Regions from separate parts of the Homo sapiens genome. Here regions 2 and 3 are each linked to region 1. A link is a contact called in ENCODE Hi-C or POLR2A ChIA-PET data. All regions are on one chromosome and are shown on one strand. Each heading gives the region's core, a stretch centred on a gene start or an enhancer-like site at or near the end of the contact. The rest is flanking DNA. Distances are from core to core; before and after follow the strand shown. Region 1 overlaps SH3KBP1 (SH3 domain containing kinase binding protein 1). Region 2 overlaps SH3KBP1 (SH3 domain containing kinase binding protein 1). Region 3 holds the start of BCLAF3 (BCLAF1 and THRAP3 family member 3).

The links. A loop is a pair of places that touch in the nucleus more often than their neighbours do. ChIA-PET counts read pairs that join two places held with the same protein, here RNA polymerase II (POLR2A). Pooled maps may share reads with other maps.
Region 2: a pooled map shows a loop between it and region 1 (4-fold over the local background). The contact joins two enhancer-like sites. A Hi-C loop is called at or near these places in 6 of 50 pooled maps. POLR2A ChIA-PET finds 5 or more read pairs at or near these places in 2 of 52 experiments (GM12878 and activated CD4-positive, alpha-beta memory T cell).
Region 3: a loop to region 1 is called in a pooled map, with 6 times the contacts of the local background. The contact joins the promoter of BCLAF3 here to the enhancer-like site in region 1. A Hi-C loop is called at or near these places in 2 of 37 single-sample maps with no recorded cell type and 6 of 50 pooled maps. POLR2A ChIA-PET finds 5 or more read pairs at or near these places in 1 of 52 experiments (OCI-LY7).

Annotation. Positions count from the first base shown.
Region 1 is chrX:19,839,218-19,843,948 of GRCh38, forward strand. The region is part of intron 1 of SH3KBP1 (SH3 domain containing kinase binding protein 1); the gene reads right to left. Among named protein-coding and RNA genes, the nearest start is that of SH3KBP1, 46 kb to the right of the region's middle. RefSeq lists an enhancer at 950-999. Within about 2 kb of position 1,839, at least 5 of the 41 ENCODE cell types and tissues checked have a DNase peak (open chromatin) inside an H3K27ac peak, as active enhancers do; they include OCI-LY7, where a contact is called at or near this core.
Region 2 is chrX:19,623,632-19,628,362 of GRCh38, forward strand. The region is part of intron 8 of SH3KBP1 (SH3 domain containing kinase binding protein 1); the gene reads right to left. Among named protein-coding and RNA genes, the nearest start is that of MAP3K15, 110 kb to the left of the region's middle. RefSeq lists an enhancer at 1,525-2,724. Within about 2 kb of position 2,125, at least 3 of the 41 ENCODE cell types and tissues checked have a DNase peak (open chromatin) inside an H3K27ac peak, as active enhancers do.
Region 3 is chrX:19,988,972-19,993,702 of GRCh38, forward strand. BCLAF3 (BCLAF1 and THRAP3 family member 3) reads right to left here and starts at 2,090. Exons shown (of 12, transcript NM_001367774.2): 1 at 1,937-2,090. LOC729609 (a long non-coding RNA gene) reads right to left here and starts at 808. Exons shown (of 2, transcript NR_024440.1): 1 at 715-808. RefSeq lists silencers at 1,473-1,842, 1,913-1,962, 2,003-2,432.

The sequences.
Region 1 (4,731 bases), core at 589-3,088:
TGTTAAGCCTAATAATAACAGCGTAGGAGCTTCTCTGGGGTTTTCTTGATCTTCAATTAGTACAGGAATATATGTACACAATCTATACATAATTAAGAAGATACTAAAAAAAAAAAACAAAATTTTTTTTTTTTTTTTAGACAGGGTCTGGCTCTGTTGCCCAGGCTGGAGTGCAGTGGCACCATCTCAGCTCACTGCAACCTCTGTCTCCCAGGCTCAAGTGTTCCTCCCACCTCAGCCTCCCAAGTAGCTGGGACTACAGGTGCACACCACCATGCCCAGCTAATTTTTGTATTGTTTGTAGAGACAGGATTTCACCGTGTTGGTCAGGCTGACTTCAAATGTTCTGCCTGCCTTGGCCTCCCAAAGTGCTGGGATTACAGGCGTGAGCGACCACCCTGGCCATTGCCCTTTCTTTAAACTTAAGTAATCATGCACAGCCTCCTTGCCTTCTGGCCACAGCTAGGTCCTGACTGCCTCCACATCACCTTCCAAGCTCTTCTAGACCCAAGGCCTCTCTGGCCCCTGCCACTGAGGCAATCCCAAGCTGTGTCTTGTCTTCCCTGTGAGCCCCTGAATGCCTTCTGGGTATGGATCACCCTTAGTTCTGCTGGGGCCCCTATAAGCATCCATGACATGCAGTAGGTGCTCAATAAAGACTTGATCAACTGACCACTCAGCTTGCATTTTATGATGATAGACCGTTCCCAGCCCAACAAAGGTGCTACTAAAATGTCAAGTGTCAATCACATTTTGCAAATTGAGTCATATTCTTCCGTGCACTAAGGGAGCTTGCTATTTAAAAGATCCTGTGGTTAATTCTTTTGTAACATGAATAATTACTTCCTGCTTTACCTTTCCTGTCAAGATGAATTTTTTTTACATATCAGGTTTCTCTAAGAAGAGGAAACCTGTGGCTTTGTTAAGAGCTCATAAATCATGAGGATATGTCTCTCCTACCCACTCTAAGGGCTCTTTCCAGTGCCCTCTGCAAGCCTTTGAAAGGTTTAGAACTTTGATGTCCAATACAGTGTCACTGCAAATGTGGCTAATGACTACTTGGAATGTGGCTAGTCTGAACTGACGTGTGCCATAAGATACATCCCAAGTTCCAAAGACTTGTTTAGAAAAAAATAATGTGAAATAGCTCATTATTTTCACATCAATTGCATGTTGAAGTGATGTTTTAGATCTGTTGGGTTAAATAAATATATTATACAAATTAATTTTACCTTTTTAAAATTTTATTAATGTGACTACTAGAACATTTAAAATGACATGTGGCTTGTATCACGTCTCTATAGAACAGAATGGTTTAGGATAATACTTGGCAAACAGGTGGTGAAGATCTTGGATGATACAAACACAGCCAAAATTATATCACAAGAGCCCAGAAGAAAGTCTATGCCCCCAAAACCCATTTCCTTGCCTTCGAGAGGCTGCAGGTAACTGCAGGAAGGATGAAACATTACCTATGATTTTTTTAAAGTGGTACCCTTTGAGAAATTACCTCTGGGTATGAGCAGAAAATTAAAACATTAAGCTAAATAAAATACATCAGAGGTGTAATTAGGATAACAGTAAACAAAATCCCATATTTAAAGACACCATAAATTACAAAACTTAAGAACATCTCCCTGTCAGAAAAATACCACCCTCCAGCTGTGTGCTGTGCCAAAAGGCCAGCCTCCACAAGTTTGCTACATCTACAGTCACTGCAAAAACCAATGCTACAGTTAACCCCATGTTACAAAAAGATAGAGCCAGGGGAGATAAGAGATCTGCTTAGAAATGCAAAACACTTCACCCTCCCCTATCTCTACCTTCAAACTTGCTGGAATGTCTCCTCCCCCAAAGACGAAATGGGTGGTTTTTAACTGTGGGTTGGCTAAGCCAGCTGCCTAGCAGCTTCTCAGGGCCAGCTTCTCACTATGGCGGTGGTGGTGGCGGTGGTATATCCGTGGCCCTGCTCTGTGACCCAGTCCTTCCCTACCTCCCTCTGCTCACTGTCCTTCCTGTCTCCTAGGACCAGTTCACCTCACTATAATTTCACACTGACTTACCCCAACTAGACTGCAACCTTCATCTGGGAAAAGCCCTTATCTTTGCCAGGATTCTAAATCCTTCACCTAGCATCCTGTCTGCTTCAATAAATATTTGAATAAACCAGAAAGCATGAAGGAGAATGAAAGTTTCCAATTAATTTCCTCCGCTGTATACACATATACACAATGTCACAGAGGTCTCAGTGCAGTAAGCTTTAATCATTTCAGAAGTAGAAATGTTACACACTTACTGCTTTTGCACTTATTGTGTTCTGTGAATTCTGAAGAATAAATTTTTAATTTTAGTGTTTTGTTTCAGTCCTCTGAAGGGCATAGAAAATCAAGAAGTAATTTTTTGCCAAAACAGACTTCACCAAAAAAGATCATGAGTACTGATCATTAGAGATGGAAAGAACATCAGATATCATCTAGTCTATTTTTTTTTCCTGAATTTTACAAATGAGGAACTGAGGCCTAGAAGGTTCCATGACTTAGGCTTAGAGACATTGAGAGGTAAATAATGGCAGCATCAAGCCCAGGGCTACGTTCTCCTAAATTATGGTCCACTGGAGAGAAGGAAGGATTTAAAAGAGAAAGCAGAGAAACCTGAGACCAGCGAGATACAGACTTTCACACCATTGATGCGGGCGGGGGGGTGGGGGGGGGCTCTTTTTTTCTTTCATGTATAACATAGTTTCCAGAATACCCAGAAAAAGTTACACCAGTCAGGAACATATTTAAAAAAAAACTATGTTCAAATCTAAAAAGACAGAAAACCAATCAGTGGCTGCCTAGGGCCGGGGATGGGAATGGGGATGGACTGCAGATGGGTATGAAGAATCTTTTTGGGGTGACGGAAATATTCTCAAATTAAATTGTGGTGAGAGTTACAGGATGCTGTAAATTTACTTGAAAAGTATTAAACTGTACACTTAAAATGGGTGAAATTTTATACCTCAGTACAGCTTTTACAAATAAAAATTGGCCGGGCGCAGTGGCTCACGCCTGTAATCCCAACACTTTGGGAGGCCGAGGCGGGCAGATCACAAGGTCAGGAGTTCAAGACCAGTCTGACCAACATGGTGAAACCCTGTCTCTACTAAAAATACAAAAATTAGCTGGGTGTGGTGGCACGTGCCTGTAATCCCAGCTACTCAGGAGGCTGAGGCAGGAGAATAGCTTGAACCCCAGAGGCAGAGGTTGCAGTGAGCTGAGATCATGCCACTGCACTCCAGCCTGGGTGACAGAGCAAGAATCCATCTCAAAAAAATAATAATATTAAAATTAAAAGTCTAAACAATATATATTTAAGAATTTATTATTGTAGATTGTCGGTCATTGAGGTGGTAGACTGTGTTTGTGCCCTAGCAGGAGAACACTCCCCATGCAGGGAGGGGAACTGTTTGGGGGAACTTCCCCTCCACCATGAGATAGTTTGATGGGACTGTCCATCAACATGCCCTGCCCTCTGCCAGCCAATGTATGACATAGGACCCAACTGTGATCAAAGCAATGTGACAAACACTGGAGACGGCTGGAGCAGATTCCCCCACCAGGGCTCTCAGAAGTGAGATCCCTGAAGCTGCCCAGTTGCCATCTTTCTCAGACCTGATCCTCTAGCTTCTCCTTCCACCCTATAAACTACCCCAATGCCTTCTGATAAATCCTTTTTGCTACCTTAGTTAAGGAAGAGTTGGTTTCTTTTACTTAAAACCAGAGAACCGTAACAGATACTCGTGCATCAACTTTTTTTTTTTTTTTTTTTTTTTTTTTGAGACGGAGTCTTGCTCTTGTCCCCTGGGCTGGAGTGCAATGGCGTGATCTCGGCTCACTGCAACCTCCACCTCCCAGGTTCAAGCAATTCTCTTGCCTCAGCCTCCCGAGTAGCTGGGATTACAGGCACCTGCCACAACGCCCAGCTAATTTTTGTATTTTTTAGTAGAGAAGGGGTTTCACCATGTTGGTCAGGCTGGTCTCGAACTCCTGACCTCAGGTGATCTACCCACCTCGGCCTCCCAAAGTGCTGGGATTGCAAGCGTGAGCCACCATGCCTGGCCATACATCAACTTTACATACACACAGACTCTTCTCTATGCAAGTCTGCACAAGGCCAAGTTCTTACCATCCAGTGCCCTCCCATTAGTGTCAGGGCTGAAGGGTTTGGGGGTCTGAATTTCCCAGGTCAAGGCCACAGATACTGTGGGGATCTCCGCGTACAATAAAGCTGACCTACATACCAGCCACGTTTTCCTTTTGGTGTCTTCACAAACACACCACTAAGGGACATCAACCCAACAAGCAGGTAATTCCCAAGACCTGCATCTTAAAAACTGAACATCAGCTTCCCCAACAAAGACAGGCTCAGAACACGGACCCCAGTGACAGACAGTCCCTGGGCCTGAACTCTCTCCCTGGGCAGGAGGCAGCACACCTGTGGCTGGATGGCCTCTGGCAGGATTCAACAATGTCTGTAGCAGGCCCAGTAGCAGCTCAAAGAATTGGGGAGCAGCAGGGAAAGCAGAAAAGAGATGAATCAAGAAAGAAGAGAAAAAACAAACCCGGCTGTGTGAGAGGAAAGAAAGGCCCACCATTGCCTGCCTCAGACACCATTAAGGATACTCTTGTCACTTGCTGCTTTCCACGAAGGCCCAAGGAACCTGAGCCTCCCAGCCCATCTCTCCTCTCT
Region 2 (4,731 bases), core at 875-3,374, 220 kb before region 1:
CAAGATCACGCCATTGCACTCCAGCCTGGGTGACAGAGCGAGACTCCATCTCAAAAAACAAACAAACAAAAAAGTATATCCCATGCCACTTTCATCTCAGAAACCGTGTATTTTAATAAAATGCAAATATGAATGCAAAGCACTCTGAGATACTGAACAAGACAGGTTACACAACTGTAATACATTACTTTCATCCTAAGAAAAGCTAAAATAAATAATGAAAAGGAACTTCAGGGGAAGTACTGACCTTAATTTCAGGACAGTTCAATATACCAGGAAAGAACATTCAGTTACCAGGCATTTGTCTTTTCATCTTCTTCTAATAACTTATCATAGCAATAACTATGATTTAACCTTTAAAGAAAATATTGTGTGTGTAAAGACAGAGTCTCTCGCTATGTTGCCCAAGCTGGTCTCAAACTCCTTGGCTCAAGCAATCCTTCTACCTCAGCCTCCCCAAAGTGTTGGGATTACAGGTGTGAGCCACTACACCCAGCCCTGTGATTTAACCTTTATGTTTCCAAAGCACTTTTGAATACAACATGTCATTTAAGCCTCAGAACACCCCTAACAGAGTAATACAAATAGAAAGGGTGGAGATAGAAACAGAAAAAAAAGGGGAGTTTCTCTAATTCCTTAAGATACCTACAGATTTTTTTTTTCTGTGTGTTGCAGAGGGGAAAAAAAAGTATTCCAAGATGGGGGATTACTGATGTCCTGCCACTTTAGCACAACATTCTGCAGAGATATGACAATTAGGTTGAACAAACACAGGATCTCTTTAGACAGTTTTATATAATTTGTGTAGGCATATGCACCTGGGAATTTACATCAGCTGCAAGCTCATCTGTCCATGATACAAAGGAAAAATCTATAATAACGACCATCAAAATGTTGGGGTGGCCTTTCAACAACTGTCTACTGGTGAACTAAAACGATATTTTCTCCCACCCCAAGCCCTATGTTTACCATCCTCATGTAATTTAAAACTATGTCTGTGTGATGGTAATGATTCTTCTCACTGGTCCCAGTGTCCTGGCTACTTATAAAAGGAAGACAAAACAGCAACAAATTATACTCCTTTGGGTTTTAAATGCTCTGAGGAGGAGATATATTGTGACTTTTGTCTAGAATAAGGACATAAGCAGTCTAACAAGATAGGCCATGCTGCAAGAAATACATTCTATGACATCAATGACTCATTTGCTCAACACTGACATTTTCCAAATGTCTGTAAACCCAGATGATCCCAGACCTATGCTTAACTTCTTCATTCACTCATAAAACATGTCTGTCTAATGGGTCTGTCAGCATGTCATCATCTTCAGGGTGACACGTGCTAATTTACTCCTCACCCTTGGAACCACATTTAATCCTACCATTTGAGCTCTGCTAAAAGCTTCAGCAGTTCAGAGAGAAAGGGTCAGGGCCAGCAATCGATTTAGCTGATCGGCTTTCTTCCTGCCAAGCTAAGGATCTTGCTTGAGATTCCTGAGGCTGCTTCTCTTTGTGAAGGCAACCTTATTTTCCTGTGGGGTGGGAAGCAAGGAAGTCTGAAAACATTTTTCTCATGAATACATGTTTTAGTTCATTAATGAATTAATGGGAGGGAGGCAGGAAGGGGAAATAAACATTAGAACAAAAAAAATAACAGAGTTGATCACAGAATGTCTTAGGAAGGGCCTCAGGACTCCCGCCTGCATTTTTTTTTGCCCCCCGACAGCGAGTGGAAAGCTAAGTGGCAACCAGGCTAGGAAGAAAAGAGGAAGGCAAAATACTCTGGGCATGGGAAGAAACTGGAAGAAAGCAGTTGGGGAGGCAGGCCTCAGGCACAAAAAGAACCAATGTCAACCCTGAGCTGAACTCATCATTCCCTCTGCATGGACCATCATTTCACTCTTTTAGAGGTGGCAGTGGACTCCTACAGTCATGGATGATCCAGAAACCACCACAGTGATGTCCTGACCCTAACAGATCGGAAACATAGATTTCAAAACGCGAGCATCAGCAACAAAGGATGGGGTGATGGCATGGTAATACTGTTTTTCTGCTAAGTAACAATGATAATGTCATTACCTTACAAAGGAAACTCCACAGACACTTGCCCTGGATATCCAGTAACAATGAGGACTCTCAATGAGTAGACAAGAGTCACCTCTGGAAGTGACTCAGCCCCACAGGAAACACGAACTCCACCCGCAGTTACCACCTTGCCCAGCCCCCAAGTTCCAAGAGCACTTGGCCCAGGGTCAGCAGATGCCTCTGACCTGGCTCTGCCACTGACTTGCTGGGAGTCCCTCGGGAAAGCTGCTTCAGCACTCTGGGCCTCTGCTCCTCCTTTGTAATCTGCAGAGAACACGCATGGTCCCACCTAATTCCCGGGGTTGCTGTGAAGATGAGGGGAAATGCTGAGCTCCGGGGAGACTCCTGAGGAAAGGGGAATGGTGATGATGGTCCCGGGCTCTTGCTGCCAGTGGTTCAGAATCCTGTGCTGGGAAGCTGTGGTCCTGGAGAAAGATCTAGCTATCATTAAGTTAATTAAATGTTCAACTGTTGTCTGGGACAGGAGGGAGGAAAACATATTGAGGTAGAGATGAAAAGGAGCGGTTCTAACTGTGCCCTCACAGCATGTCTAGCTCCAAATACTTGGGGTCCCTACAAAGAAGCAAAATTCCTGGTTTGAATTTTTGGCTTACCATTGTATTCCAGCATTTTGCACAGCTCCTGGCACACCATAAATATTCTTCGATGTATGAATGAATGAATGAATGAATGAATGAATGAGTGAACGAACATTGTGAGGGGAAGAGGACAGGGTGCAAATTAAAATTGTTGTCAATAATCTTCAGTGGATAATCCTCATGGTCCAAGGAAAGATGACTGTACTACTGTGTTGGGGATGCCACTAACCGTCTTTAGCTAATATTCTGGGTCCCCTCTTTTTTGTGGTTTGGGGGACAGGGTCTCACTCTGTCCCCTAGGCCTGAGTGCAGTGGCACAATTATGGCTCACTGCAGCCTCAACCTCCTGGGCTCAGGCAACCCTCCCGCCTCAGCCTCCCAAGTAGCTGGAACTATAGGAACACAACACCACACCTGGCTAATTTTTGTATTTTTTGGTGAAGATGGGGTTTCACCATGTTGTTCAGGCTGGTCTCAAACTCCCAGGCTCAAGTGATCCTCCCGTCTCAGCCACTCAAACTGCTAGGATTAGAGACGGGAGCCACTGAGCCCGGCCTGGGTCCCCTCTTTCTCTAGGGTGTGTCTATCAGTTTCCTTCCATGAACATTAATGCTAGCTAATATTGCTTCCGTTCCCTTCCCTCCATCTCTACGACTCCACGATTTTGACCAATAACGTTAGCTTTCTAAGCGTTCATCTTGATGTCATCAAATAGGCTTAAAACAATGAAGACAGGGAGGTTGGGTATGCTTAAGGGTCAAAGACACAACTACCCAAGGAAGCCTGTTTGATAAGAAACACCTAAAGGTCCTTGTTTACAATAGGGTCACAGAGGAAGCCTTTCCTCCTAGGTTAGTGGGAGCTGTGAGGAATGGCTGTTGCTCTGAGGCCAGGAGGCTGTTGGCCAAGAGTGGGAACATGGCCACTCTCCACAGCTGGGCTCATTCTGCCCCAAGCGGCAGCGGCCACAGCGTGGGACACCTTCCAATGGCCATCTCACCCTTGCAGCTGAGCCCTGGCATAGCTCCTGCCAAGCTGCCCTCAGCCCTTCTCCAGGAAGCTTCTCCAGTTGGGATGAGACCCAGAAGCTTCGGAACCTTTTCAAACACACTCTGAGCACAAATCAGGAAGGCAGGGATGGGGGTGGCAGGAACACAGACACGGGAGTTATTTTTGAGTGACTGGAAATAAAAGCTAAACACAGGTGTGTTCTGCACGAGTGGAAATGTTCCTAAATTCACAAGAATTCTTTATAAATAAACTAGAAAACAAACCATTCAGGTTGCCACATTTCCTCCTGGCTTCCAGGGACATACAGAAATAGTTTGGGTCTTTGCACATTATTTCAGGAACTGCAGAGGGCTTATACACACCCACTAAAGGTGTCTGACTCATTTTCTAGAAAGCCACATGAACTGACAATCTGGGGCTAAAAATGAGGGCAAAGCCTGCTCTGTGACTCCTGCTACAGCACAGAAAAGCAGGGCAAAGGGAAACCACCTTCAATGATACCAAAGTAAATGTCAGAGGAATTCGGGGTCTATCAGGAACCTCTACGGCGAACACAGAATTTAGAGAACAGCAGTTCAGGTCTTTCACCTCAACTCCTACATCCAATAAATATGCGTATCAGAATGCATATTAAACAGATCATGGTGAAACCATTCATTTTATAATAGCAATAGTATACAATCATCTCAATGAACTTCTGGGCGATTCCTAACTTAGAGGAAGAGTAACAATCTTCTATAATGTCAGCAGGGTTTTACAGGCTCCGACTCCATTCTTCCCACTTTCAGCAAGCAAAATATTTATGGCATGTTTTCTTTCCAAATTCTTGCTAAAATCTCCTCCACTGTGAACACTTAACTATTTTAGGTGGATTTTTCACCATTTTAACCTACTTAACGTCATGGCATTCCAGCCTCAGCAGCAAACTGGGCTCAGACACAACAGCCCTTCCATTCCCACTTCCAGGGCCCAAGAAAGAGCAGCCAGGGTTGGGTGACAATTCCTAGAATTATGGGTGCCACTGACAGACTCCTCCCTG
Region 3 (4,731 bases), core at 840-3,339, 150 kb after region 1:
AGTTGTACTTGGTTGGAGAGTACAAGTATGGCTCAAAAGTATTCCTATAGAAATCCCTTTAAATGTTGCCTTTTGCTAGGGTGTGGGTAAGGACACTCACAGATTGTTGGTAGGAGTGCAAAACAGCATATCCTTTCCAGAGGGAAATTGAGCAATTCACATTAAAAAAAAAAAAACCCTTATGTGCATACTCTGCCCAATAATTCTATCATCTAGGAATGTACACTTAGAAAGTAATCATGGGCCGGGCGCGGTGGCTCACACCTGTAATCCCAGCACTTTGCGAGGCCGAGGCGGGCAGATCGCTGGAGGTCAGGAGTTTGAGACCAGCCTGGCAAATATGGTGAAACCCCATCTCTACTAAAAATACAAAAATTAGCCGGGCATGGTGGCACACGCCTGTAGTCCCAGCTACTCGGGAGGCTGACACAGGGGAATCACTTGAACCCAGGAGGTGGAGGTTGCAGTGAGCCGAGATCGTGCCACTACACTCCAGCCTGGGCGACAGAGTGAGATTCGAAAGTAATCATAGATATGCGGACTTTTACATTTACCCAACAATGTATTTTAATAGGGAAGAACTGAGAATGACCAATGAAATAAATTATAATATTACAGCCATATAATGGCATGCTATCTAGTCAGAAAAAGATAATTACAAAAGAGAATTCACTTTAGAAAAACTCATGTATTAAGCTCTGCATAGAAAAAGACTGGAGGTGTATAACCACATTCACAATGGTTACTTGGAATGGGGAAACCATATTCACCATGGTTACTTGGAACTTGGAATAGTGAAACAACGTATCTTCATTGTGATTTCTATCTTAGAAATGTGTATAAATGGCTAAATGTTCCTATATATAAAAATGTTTCTAATAAGACGTTTTAAAGGTTTCTTGGGGGTGACTGAAACAGCTGTGATTTCAAAATAAAATTTTAGTAGCCATTTAAAAAAAACATTAAAAATAAAACATTGCTATACCATTACCATTAAAATACCAATGAAAAATAAAGTCCTCGTTATGAATCTGCAGCAAAACCTTTCTTTTCAAATTCTGCTCTGTCGTTTGGACCTGTTCACATTCAGAAAAATGCTAAAAAGGCTGCCTGGCGAGGAGCCTAAAGAGGCCTTCCTGATTTCTACCTGCAGTTTGTAATTTGTTCCAGGAAAAAAAAAAAAAAAAAAAAAGGCAATCACCTAATAGGTAGTTCGAAAAGCACCTGAGTAGGAAAATATTTACGGGGTAGGTTTCTCTCCCATTTCTTTCCCTCGAGACCTACCAACAGGACAGTCCTGACAGCGACTGGCCCAGTTTCCCAATACAACCCAGAGAAGCACAGGAGATGCGCCAATTTTCAGGAGACGCTTCTAAAAAGACAAGTTTTACTTTACAATGCAGGATAATGAGCAGCCTTCACTACTCATTCTCGACGTTAACAGAGGAAGATGCCGCTGCGCGGCAGGAGCGCCTCACCAGGACAAAGCGGGGTACGGGGGGGTCCTCGGTTCAGGCCCCGCAGGCGACGCGTCCAGGGCCGCCTCGAGGACAAGGGCACCGTCCCCGGACACCGCCTTCCCGGCCCCCGCCCTCTTAACAGATGCAGGGAACCGCGGGGACCGCAACCTGCCCGACGACGGCGGAGGATCAGGGTCGCGGCAGCAGGTGCCCGGGTCGCCGTGCCTGTCGAGGGACCTCAGGGGCGCCGGGCAGCTGTCCCCTGGAAACCCGCGCCGGGTCGCCGCGCCCAAGGGAAGGCGCTGACCGAGGGACCTACGGGGCGCAGAGGAGCTGTCCCAACAGAACCCGAGTCGGACCGCCGCATCCTCCCCGCTGCCCCATCCGCCACCCCGAGAACCGCCCCTCCTGGGTGGCGGACACGCCCTCCCTGCGGGCCCAGGCCTCCTCGCCCCGCCTCCCCCCGAGCCGCTCACCCGGCCGGGAAGCCCCCGCCGCCGCCGCCGCCGCCGCCGCCGCCGCCGCCGCCGCCGCCGCCGCCGGCCCCTCGGGCCTCGCCCCTCACTCTGCCGCCGCCTCCCACAGCAGCGACACCCCAGCCACCTCTGCCGGGCCGCGGGACCCGGAACCACTTCCTTCCGGAACCGCCTCGCCCCGCCCCCACCCCGGCCCCGCCCACTGCTCGCGGCCTCGCACTGGGCCCGTTCTCCAGCCGACCCCTATCCTCTACTCTCCCGGCGAGGGTGCCCCGCCCGGGCTTCTCGGACCAGAGCGCTGCGCCCCCTGCCGGCCGTTCCCACTGCGGCCGCTCTGTCCAGGGCGCCTGCGCCCTCTGCCACCCGCCCGCCGGGTCCGGCTAGAGCGCCTGCGCCCTCTGCCGCCCTCTCGCCGGAAAGGAGGGGACCTAATGGGCGTTCCAGGTCCAGGGATCCTGGGGGTTAAGGCCCAGGGATTGGAGGTCACCCCTCAGTCATGGGCAGAACTTGATCCCGTGGGCCTTCCAGCTTTGTGCAGATCTCTAACCATTCACCTACCCTCTATCCATTTCCCACTCCTCAAATTAAGCATATTCCCGGAAAACAAAGCCTCCCCTCTGGACTTCCCAAATGGTCGGATGGTACCAACATCTATCCGTCATCCAATTCAAAAGATTGCCTCATCTCTGTCTACTCGCTTGGTTTCTCCCCTCCCACACTCCATGCACCAGCCTCAAAGGTAGTGTGTCTTCTTCACTCTTGAAGCTTTCCGCTTGACACTGATATTCTTTCTTCCCCTTGTGAAATAGCTCTTTCAGGCTCTGTGCCATCTGGTAGTAACACCTTTTGCCCTCCCTTGTCACTGTCACCTACTGACTGTCTGGCATTAGTTTTCCTCTCCATCTGATTTACTGCCATCCTCCCAATGAATCCAACATCCACAACCCAGCCTGGTTTCCTTCAGTTCCTCAATCCGAATGACCTTTACTTCTACTTTGTTCACCCGTAGTCTAGAAAATCTAGATATTCATCACTTGATACTGCTCCATCTCTAAAACCTTAAATGTTGAAATCCCACTACCCAACTTAAACCCATAGCCTTTGACTACAACCACTTTTTTATTTTTACTTATTTATTTATTTTGAGACAGAATCTCTGTCACCCATGCTGGAGTGCAGTGGTGTGATCTCGGTTCACTGCAACCTCTGCCTCCCGGGTTCAAGTGATTCTCCTGCCTCAGCCTCCTGAGTAGCTGGGATTACAGGCTGCGCCACCATGCCCGGCTAATTTTTTTTTTTTTTTTAGTAGAGACAGGGTTTCCCCATGTCGGCCAGGCTGGTCTCGAACTCCTGACCTCAGGTGATCCTCCCGCCTCAGCCTCCCAGAGTGCTGAGATTACAGGCGTGAGCCACAGCGCACGGCCTATTTATTTATTTAGAGATAGAGTCTGGCTCTTGTCACCCAGGCTGGAGTGCAGTGGTGCGATCTCGGCTCACTGCAACCTCTGCCTCCCAGGTTCAAGTGATCCTCCTGCCTCAGCCTCCTGAGTAGCTGGGATTACAGGTGTGCGCCACCATGCCCGGCTAATTTTTGTATTTTTAGTAGAGACGGGGTTTCACCATGTTGGCCAGGCTGGTCTCAAACTCCTGATCTCAAGTGATCCGCCTGTCTCAGCCTCTCAAAGTGCTGGGATGACAGGCATGAGCCACCGCGTCCCGGCCTTTTTTTGTTGTTTTTTTTTTTAAGAGTCAGGGGTCTCACTTGGTCGTGGTCCTGGCTGGAGTACAGTGGCATAATCATAGCTCACTGTAACCTCAAACTCCTGGGCTCAAGTGACACTCCTGCCTCAGCCTCTAGAGTAGCTGTTGCAACAGACGTGCACCACCATGCCCAGCTAATTAAAAAAAAAATTTTTTTTTGTAGAGACAGGGTTTCGCCATGTTGCCCAGGCTGTTCTGGAACTTCTAGGCTCAAGTGATCCTGCTGCCTCGGCCTCCCTAAGTGTTGGGATTACAGGCAGGAGCCACTGTGCCCAGCCTTCAACCACTCTTGTAAGCAGAGCCCCCTGCTTTGCCCTTTGACTTGTCCTAACATTAAACTACCACTTAAAACTCCAGTCTGCATTTTCCATTCCTACGTCTACATTTCCAAACACTGCTTGGGCGGGGAGAAAGCCACACAACTATCAAAGAATGATGCCACTACAAATGTGTGGATGCCCACCACAGTGGAGAGCCTGATAGCACTTTGTAATCATTTTATGTGACCCTTTTATGTGATCTTTTTTCCAATAATTGCTGTTACAAACCCTTTTACCACTCTTTTTAAGCCTTATGCAAATGATCATTTTCCTTTCTTCATATATGACTTTGCTTCCTGTTTGGCAGGGAACATGCTTTCAAACAGCATACAAACTCTAGCCTCTCTTCCCCTTGTACACAATGCTCTGGTCATACTAAAGTTTTTGTAATGTAAGAATAAATAATGCTTTTTCTTTCTGGTTAAGAGGTGTGAGTCCTTTTTCACCTGCATATATATGGCCTCAATTCAGAAACATTTTCTTCCATTCTATCTTCAAGAATTGTTTCTGCTCCATTAGCTCTAATCTCTCTTTTAGGAAGAGCAATTAGCTGTATTAGTTCTCTGTTTTATTTTTTTATTTTTATTTATTTATTTATTTTTTTGAGACGGAGTCTCTCTCTTGTCACCCAGGCTGGAGTGCAATGATGCAATCTTGGCTCACTGCAACCTCCGCCTCCCAGGTTCAAGCAATTCTTCTGCCTCAGCCACCTGA